Linked DNA regions of Homo sapiens: region 1 is linked to region 2. A link is a contact called in ENCODE Hi-C or POLR2A ChIA-PET data. All regions are on one chromosome and are shown on one strand. The core of a region is the stretch at or near the end of the contact, and the rest is flanking DNA. Distances in the headings are between cores, read along the strand shown.

What was found. A loop is a pair of places that touch in the nucleus more often than their neighbours do. ChIA-PET counts read pairs that join two places held with the same protein, here RNA polymerase II (POLR2A). Pooled maps may share reads with other maps.
Region 1: a map of dorsolateral prefrontal cortex shows a loop between it and region 2 (4-fold over the local background). The contact joins the promoter of ETS2-AS1 here to the enhancer-like site in region 2. A Hi-C loop is called at or near these places in 4 of 168 maps with a recorded cell type or tissue (IMR-90, aorta, dorsolateral prefrontal cortex and 1 more) and 5 of 50 pooled maps. POLR2A ChIA-PET finds 5 or more read pairs at or near these places in 2 of 52 experiments (MCF 10A and activated CD4-positive, alpha-beta T cell).

What each region holds. Positions count from the first base shown.
Region 1 is chr21:38,936,044-38,940,493 of GRCh38, forward strand. It overlaps ETS2-AS1 (ETS2 antisense RNA 1), which reads right to left and starts at 2,386. Exons shown (of 4, transcript NR_120405.1): 1 at 1,767-2,386.
Region 2 is chr21:38,829,920-38,834,423 of GRCh38, forward strand. No RefSeq gene overlaps it. Among named protein-coding and RNA genes, the nearest start is that of ETS2, 26 kb to the left of the region's middle. RefSeq lists enhancers at 1,422-2,621, 1,611-1,800. Within about 2 kb of position 1,757, at least 15 of the 41 ENCODE cell types and tissues checked have a DNase peak (open chromatin) inside an H3K27ac peak, as active enhancers do.

The DNA.
Region 1 (4,450 bases), core at 1,136-3,635, 110 kb after region 2:
TTTGAAACCTTGCTGAAATATTTGAGCCACTACTTACGTTCTCTTACTACCCAATTATAATGCATGGTCTCCAGGACCCATTCTCCAAACTCTGCTTAGCACGCACGGACCTTTGTTTACATGAATCTCAACAGCTGTGTATGGCAACAGTGCTCCTTTCCACGGAACCAAAGGTGAGATGCAGGCCGCTCCTGAAAGACTGGAAAAAAACGGCTCCGAACACTTTCTCTCTCTCTCCTCCCTCTGTCTCTCTTTGTCTCTGTCTGTTTCTGTCCCTGTGTTTGTCTCCGTCTCTCTCTCTCCAATGTCAGGTTCACAGAAATAGATTACCACCCTCTTCCTACTGGAAGCACATGTAAGTATGTGCACATCCACAGGCATCTGCATACTCTCAGCCCAGCGAGGTCACCAACACCATGTGTCCTGAGCCTTAGCACCAATTCACACCCACTTACAGCTCCCTCTTCCTCTAGAGGCACCACTTGGGCTGAACCTGTGTTTGGCCTTTTTTTTTGAACACTGTAGTTTTATCCTGGGTAGGTATTCCTAAAAACACACTCTTTAGTTTTAGTTTTTTCATATTTTTATAAAAGGTTATCATGGTGCATGCCATTTTCTGGGATTCATGTTTTCAACTCTGTTAGGGCTCGCAGTGTCCAAGACCCCTCCAGTCCTTGGCCCACAGAGGAAACCGAGCCTCAGAGAAGGGCAAGCTCCTCCCCACAGCATAGCCATAACCCATCACATAGGTTGACAGCAACCAACATATTAGCATGGAATGATCATTTCTTAGAAGCTGTGGGAGGAACTTCCACCCCCCACATCGTTTCTCTGTCTCGTCTCAACCTCAGGTATCAAGGTTGTTTTGTTCCATATTTCACAGATGAGGAAGCAGGGACTCAAGGCCGGTGAATTTAACTCTGGTCATATGGCTGGCAGAGCAGGCCCTCAACTTGGGCTTGTCTGACCTGCTGCAGGAGCCCATGTCAGCCTGACTCTCCCACCTGGACACGAGTTCCCAAGGCACGTGTGGCATCAGAGGTCCTGCCAGTCAAAGCGTCGGATCTGTGCTTCCCCCCATCAGGCTGGTGCCACAGGAGGAAGGAAAGGGCAAACACCTCTTCCTGGGAGCAGGGGTCAGGTCAGCCTGAGGCGGCAGGAATTTTAGCAAATCCAAGTTTTCTCATGTCTGGACAGCACCTTGTAGCACCCACTCTGATGGTGCCAAGGCTCAGGCCGAAGCCAGTCCCATGAGTGTGGCCAGGGCTCTGCACCCATGGCAATCTCAGGCACGAAATATGCATAGCTGTGTGTGGTCAAGGTGGCCTGCCCTGGGATGTCAGGGCTCTGCACACATGCACACACACACAGACACACACACACACTCACTCACTTAACATGATGCATCTCTTTGAATCCTCACAACAACCTTTGCTATGAATTGGTGATTCCAAACCACCCCACTGTACAGATGAGTGCACTGAGGCTCTGTGGGCTAAAGTCTCCTATCTGAACAATCAGCTCATGACGGCAGAGCTGACATTCCTCTCCCATGAAGAAACCACAGGCTTCTCACACCAACCCCAAGACAGGAACATCAAGGACACACCTCAAGTCTACGCAGGTCCCAAGACTCTCTTCCAATCGCCATGCATTTCTGTCTATTTGTCAGGGAGCTGGTCTTTACTGTCTTCATCAAAGGTAAGGAGGTAAGGGTAAGAGGTTACTGTTGCATGTAAATACATCTGGAAGAGCCTTCCACCCACCTTATTGCAAAATAGAGACTGTGGGAGGGAACAGGCCTCTGCAGTCCCCCCCTGTTGCCTTTGCTCATGTGAGCAGAGGCTCCCCTCTCTCCACGTAGACACAGGTGTTCATCAGGGCTCAGGGATACTTCAAGGAGCACAGGCAGGCTCTTGTATCCTCTTCTGGGTGCTTGGTGCAGGGCACAGCCTGTGCAACTGTACATAGCAGCCCTGCGATGAAAGAGGAGACCAGCCTTGGGTGCTGTGGGCTGGAAGCAGCTTTTGCTCTGTCTGGTTTTGCCAAATCTGGTGCCAGGCTCAGAGCAGGGAGAGAGACACAGTCAGCCTACTTCCAGCACTGGCAGCACATCTGTCCAAAGAGAAACATGTCTTTTCCTAGCACAACCAGCAGCACCAGAAGCACCTCTCCTAATCTGTCAACCGTCTCTCTGTTTTTCTCCTCTCTCTCTCTGCCTCCTCCCTTCTTCCCCCTCCATCTATCTCTGTGACTTTGTCTCTCTCCATCCCTCTCCCCTCCTCTTTCTGTCTCTGTGACTTTGCCTCTCTCTCTCTATCACTCTCTCTGTGTCAGTGTCTCCCTCTGGGTCTCTGGGTCTCTGTCCCTCCCCAGTAGGTTCTATTTAGATTTGTTGTGACAAATTGATGTCATATTCACATAGATGGCATTTTAAAACCACAGAGGTCTTCAGAGCCAGAGCTTCATTCACACTGCAGGCCAGGGACACTGTTGCCATGGTAACATGACTCTCCACTTCCTGCCTTACCCGGGCTCCCGCATTCAGCATCACCTTCATCTCCCTCAGCAACACCACAGATGATTAAATAAAGCACTTTAATTAACTCGGATTTGGTGTGGGGTCTTCATCATCGCTGCTGGGAACAAGCGTTTGTAAACCCTCGGGGCTACATGTGCCCCTCTCCGAGGCAGTCTGTGAACCCACACTGGCCACTTCTCACAATTTGGGCTATAGGAAATTTATATCCAAGTAGCACTTGATGAGATTCTAAGGTAATAGCCACAAGCCACCTCCTTCACAAGGCGTGAGCTTCCTTCGTCTGCCGAGACACATTAACTTCATGTAAATTATAATGTCTTTGAGACGAAAATGTCTTAGTCTGTTCAGGCTGCTATCACAAAATACCATAGGTGACTTATGAACAACAGAAATGTATTTTCTGCAGTTCTAGAGGCTGGAAGTCTGAGATTAAGGCGCTGGCGGAGTCAGTTCTGGTGAGGGAGGCTTCCTCTCCGATGGCCTCTGCTCACCCTAACTTCACATGGGAAGGGGTGAGGGGTCTCTCTGGGGTCTCTTTCATGGGATCACTAATCCCGGTCATGAGGGTTCTCCCCTCACCACCTAGTCATCTCCGAAAGGCTCCACCTCCTAATATCATCACCCTGGGGGTGTGGATTTCAGCATATGAATTTTATGGGGACACAGATATTCAGATCATTGCAAAAATCAATGCATTATTAGGCATGGCCAGGGAGAATCGACTGTGGATCTTTTAGATAAAGGGGCTCTGGTGCTGGGGTGACAGACCTGCCTTCCTGGTTTTCACCCTAGAAGCAGGCAGGAAGGAGAAGGAATGAAGGGAAGGGGGAAGGAATGACGCAGGCAGGGGCCTCTAAACCTGGATCCAGGAACTTAAAGGGTAAAAATTACATTTTTATTTTCGCTAGCCTTTAACTGAAATGTATCATTTCCTTTCAATAGGTACCTAGGCAACAAGCACAGTGGCGTGTTAGCATCCTTGTGACTTTGACACCAGTAAAAATCACTGGATCATCTCATTCCATGTTATGCCTGTCCACCACTTATGCCCATCACTGCTTCAAAATTCCCAGGTTATTAGTACCACCTCCGAGGCTTGTTATAGATCTGGTTATGGTATATTAATAGCACATGTGTTGCTACCTCATTCATTGTTTTATAATGGTATCTTAATCTTAATGTAAGTGGTTTCCTTTATAACCTGTGTGTTTTATTTTGTGCATTCAAAAATCTGATTCTGAAAATTGGCCCACAGGTTTCACAGACTGCCAAAGAGGTCCGGGGGCATAAATGGCTCCAGAAAAAAAAAATCTAGTATTATTAATATGGTCCATTATTATTGGTGTTATTGCCATTCATAGGTGTTAGACATTGGCCCCTCAATAAAAAGGATATGTATCTATATCGATCAATCAATCAGATAGATATAAAATTCTGAAGATATTTATAGAAGATATACAGGTATCTATATCTACCTGTAGATATGGATAATTTGTTTGCCAAGAAAATTGAGGATTTCAACATTTATTTATCTCTATTTTTTTTTCCATTGAAGTCCTCAAAAGTGATGCCAATATGACATGTGGAAGTGAGAACTTGGGAAGCTGGCCTGGGATTTCTAGTGGGAAAAAGTATATTTTAAAAATTAAGGGCCGGGTGCGGTGGCTCATGCCTGTAATCCCAGCACTTTGGGAGGCTGGGGGACAGATCACCTGAGGTTGGGAGTTCGAGACCAGCCTGGCCAACATGGAGAAACCCTGTCTCTACTAAAAATACAAAATTAGCTGGGCACAGTGGTGCATGCCTGTAATCCCAGCTACTCATGAGGCTGAGGCAGGAAAATCGCTTGAACCCGGGAGGCGGAGGTTGCAGTGAGCCGAGATCACGCCATTGCACTCCAGCCTGGGC
Region 2 (4,504 bases), core at 507-3,006:
CGATGGAACATATTTCAAAATAATAAGAGCTATCTATGACAAACCCACAGCTAATATCATACTGAATGGGCAAAAACTGGAAGCATTCCCTTTGAAAACTGGCACAAGACAGGGATGCCCTCTCTCACCACTCCTATTCAACATAGTGTTGGAAGTTCTGGCCAGGGCAATTAGGCAGGAGAAGGAAATAAAGGGTATTCAATTAGGAAAAGAGGAAGTCAAATTGTCCCTGTTTGCAGATGACATGACTGTATATCCAGAAAACCCCATTGTCTCAGCCCAAAATCTCCTTAAGCTGAGAAGCAACTTCAGCAAAGTCTCAGGATACAAAATCAATGTGCAAAAATCACAAGCATTCCTATACACCAACAACAGACAAACAGAGAGCCAAATCATGAGTGAACTCCCATTCACAATTGCTTCAAAGAGAATAAAATACCTAGGAATCCAACTTATAAGGGATGTGAAGGACCTCTTCAAGGAGAACTACAAACCGCTGCTCAAGGAAATAAAAGAGGATACAAACAAATGGAAGAACATTCCATGCTCATGGGTAGGAAGAATCAATATCGTGAAAATGGCCATACTGCCCAAGGTAATTTACAGATTCAATGCCATCCCCATCAAGCTACCAATGCCTTTCTTCACAGAATTGGAAAAAACTACTTTAAAGTTCATATGGAACCAAAAAAGAGCCCGCATCACCAAGTCAATCCTAAGCCAAAAGAACAAAGCTGGAGGCATCACACTACCTGACTTCAAACTACACTACAAGGCTACAGTAACCAAAACAGCATGATACTGGTACCAAAACAGAGATATAGATCAATGGAACAGAACAGAGCCCTCAGAAATAACACCCTACCAGCTTTCTTTCCTGATAGGGCTCCAGAACTCCACATGGTGGACACTTGTCACTGGGAATGATTCAGGCTTTAATGGGGCTGCTGGGCGGGAGCACAGGGCTTGAGGGCCAGAGGAAGTGGAGCAGGAACTGTGGCAAGAGGTAGAGGGAGCAAGCTGCCCCATCACCTCTCCTGAAATATCAAGCAAGTTAACAGGAGGATTTGTTGTGATTTGGAGATGGACCTTGGATTATCACTGTCACTGGGTCTGTCAGGCACTATTTGTGACCTTGGGTATGCAATTTAATCACTCTCTGCCTCAGTTTCCCCTCCATAAAGCCAGGTCATTTGTGGCTGTTGGGGGGATTGATCTATTGGGGGTATAAGATTGTGTAAAGTCAGTAACCTGGGATGGGGGTGCTATTTGAACAGAGCACGCCAAGGAAGGTGTGTTTGAGCCAGGGGATCTGCAAAGAAAATATGGATCCCAGACAATCATGTCTCCATTTTCATCAGAAGAAATCCAGGGGCAGAGTTCAGTGATGAAACAAGTACTTAACTGAACCAAGACTCAAACCCTGGTCTTCTGTTTTCTGGTGTTGTCCTCTGGCCAAAATAACCCTGTCATGTTTGGTTGAAGTCATTATAAATGCTGCCCCAGATGCTACCTAGGGCTCCTTCAAGTTTCTAGTTCCTCCTTCCACAAACCAGAGGCCACAGCCCTTGATTTGAATTTTAAATTATCAGGAACCTCCTACCCAAAGAACACACAGCCCTCATTTACAGCAGCTGCTGGCAGCTAGCTGAGTTCGAACAGATGCAAGAATCTCATAATCTGGGCCAGATATTAATCTGTCTTTTCTGTAACAGCAAAACAGAAGGGTGAGTCTTGAAGCAGTGCAGGGGGAAACCCCTTATTGTGCAACTCTTTTGTAACTCCTGGGCGGAGTCTGGACATGTGACTTCTGCTTGAAATTTAACATTAGGGGAAAGACCATTTTTGGTCATAGCTGAGGTGATGACATCTTGGCAACTGGAATGGACATGACCTCTGTTCCATGTACTATGAGTAACTGCCCCCTCCCCATTTCTCAAAGTCATGTTCAGATGGCAAAACTGCCTGGGATTACCACATCTGACTCTTGCTAGCTGTTTCTGTGTCTATGGCTTCATACTGTCCAGACATAGACCTGGGGCTCAGCACACATGTATGTTTGAGTGGCATAAGGTCAGAAGCACAGATCCAGCAAAGACTGTGGCCCGGAGGAAGGTGGGTTGGTTGGAGGAAAGAAAGTGGAGGTGGGAGCAAACGAAGATAAGTAAACAAAAAAATGAGCTCTTAAGCAAAAAAGATTGCCTGTCTGCTGTAGCCTGTAAAGCTCTGATGAGAAACACTTTTATGATTTGCTGGTAAACTCCACCCAATTTGGTTCTGGAAGAGGTTATTTTTCATTGCAGTGTAAGCATGTAATTAGTTAATTGGGAAATATGGCGCCATTTTCAAAGCTCACTTTCATCTGTCATCTCACTTACACCTCCCTGTGACCCTGGGAGATTGGTTTTATTATGCCCATTTTACAGATGTGGAAACTGAAGCTCGGAGAGGTGAACCCCCTAAAAAGAAATTGGAGAGGCTTATCCTGACTCATCCGTGGTCCCTGATTCCTTGTGCCTGAGATGCAGACTGTGGCTTGGGAATAGGGGAGGGCTCAGAGGGCTGGAGCTCAGCTGAGTGGCCGGATGTTCCCTCACAGGGTACCCTCCTTTGGCTTCCTGTTGACCCTAGTAGTTGTCAATAGTGCTGCAGGTGCTCCACGCCTTCCCACCCTCTGGATGAAGCTCATCCTAAGGAATTAGCATCTCATTTCTAATTCTCAGGTCCTCAGGAATCAGACTTGTATTTTGGGTCAAATTTGCATACCTTGGGGCTTCTGTTTTCTCAAGCTATGTATGGACCCCAGAGCAAATCCCAACCATGGTTCAATATCAGCCTCTGGGAATCTGCAGATCACTGGAAGCCAGGCTGCCCACGCTTTCTGGAAGCCACTTCCTAGTGAAGGAGCCCTGGAGGAAAGAGGCAATGGTATAGGAGTCTCCCTAAAGTGAGAAGTGTGGAGCCCAGCACTTCAACTATGTCTGTGGGTGGAGCCAAAATAACCAGTTGCTCCTGATCGCTGCATGTCAGCAATTGTATCACAACAAGAGGCCACAGGGCATCACCCTACCCAACACTGTGATGGGGGCCGGGGTCACATGTGCTTAAGTGTCTCTGTAAATCAGCCCTTCAGTTGGGATTAAGACAGTTCAGGATCCCAAGAACACACATGCACACACACAACCCACTTGCACATACATGTGTGCAGTCACACTTCCAGAGACACACATAGACATACATATGTATACACACATGTGCGTGTGTGCACACAGGTATTCACATGCACACACACACGCACACTTATACACTAACACACATGTGCATATGTGCACGCATGCACACACACACACACACCCCACTCCTTTTGCTTGCTTCACCTTTTCTGTCTCTGCTCCTCCTGGTGGTCATCACCTCCCATGCCCTGTCTCCTGTATCAATGCCCCAGGACTACCTACTATAACAAAGTGTCACAAAGTGGGTGGTTTAAAGCAACAGAAATGTATCCTTTCACAGTTCTGGAGGCTAGAAATCCAAGATCATGGTGTCTATAAGGTTGGTTCCTTTTAAGTGCAGTGAGGAAAGAGCTGGCTCCAGCCCTCTCTCCCATTGGCTGGTAGATGATCATCTTCTCCCTGTGTCTCTTCATGTCACTTTCCCTCCTTGCCCCTCTCTGTGTCCAAATTCCCCCTTTTTATAAGGATACCAGTCATATTGTATTAGGGCCAGATCTAATTATTTCATTTTAACTCAATTACCTCTGTAAGTAACCTACCTCCAAAGACAGTGTCATTTTGAGGTTCTGGGGGTTAGGACTTCAACATATCAATTTGAGGGCACACAATACAGCCCATATACACCTCAACACTAAATAAGTTACATGGTAGTTCTATTTTTACTTCTTTGAGAAATCTTCATCCTGTTTTTCGTAGTGGCTGCACTGATTTTTACTTCCATCAACCGTGTGTCCCCGTCTTTTGATATGTGTGTATGTCATATGTCTTCTTTTGATAAGTGTGTATTCATGTTTTGACCACTTTTTAATGGGATTATTATTATTTGTTGTTGTTTTGACTGTTGACTTTGTTGAGGTTTTTGTATATTCTGGATATTAGTTCCTTGTCCAAATGAATAGTTTGCAGATATTTTCTCCCATCCAAAAGGGCATCTCTTCCCTTTGTAGATTGTTTCCTTTGCTGTGCAGAAGCATTTTAGTTTAATATAGTCTCATTTCTCTATTTCTGTTTTTGTTGCCTGTGTTTTTGAGGTCTTAGCCATAAATTGTTCGCCTAGCGCAATGTCCTGAAGTGTTTTTGCTATGTTTTCTTCTACCAGTTTATGTTTTCAGGTCTTATGCTCAAGTTTTTAATTCACCTTGGGTTGATTTGTGTACATGGTAAGAGATAAAGGTTCAGTTTCATGCATCTATGTGTGAGTATCTAATTTTCCCAGCATCATTTATTGAAGAGGGTGTCTTTTTCCCATTGCATGCTCTTCATTCTTTTAT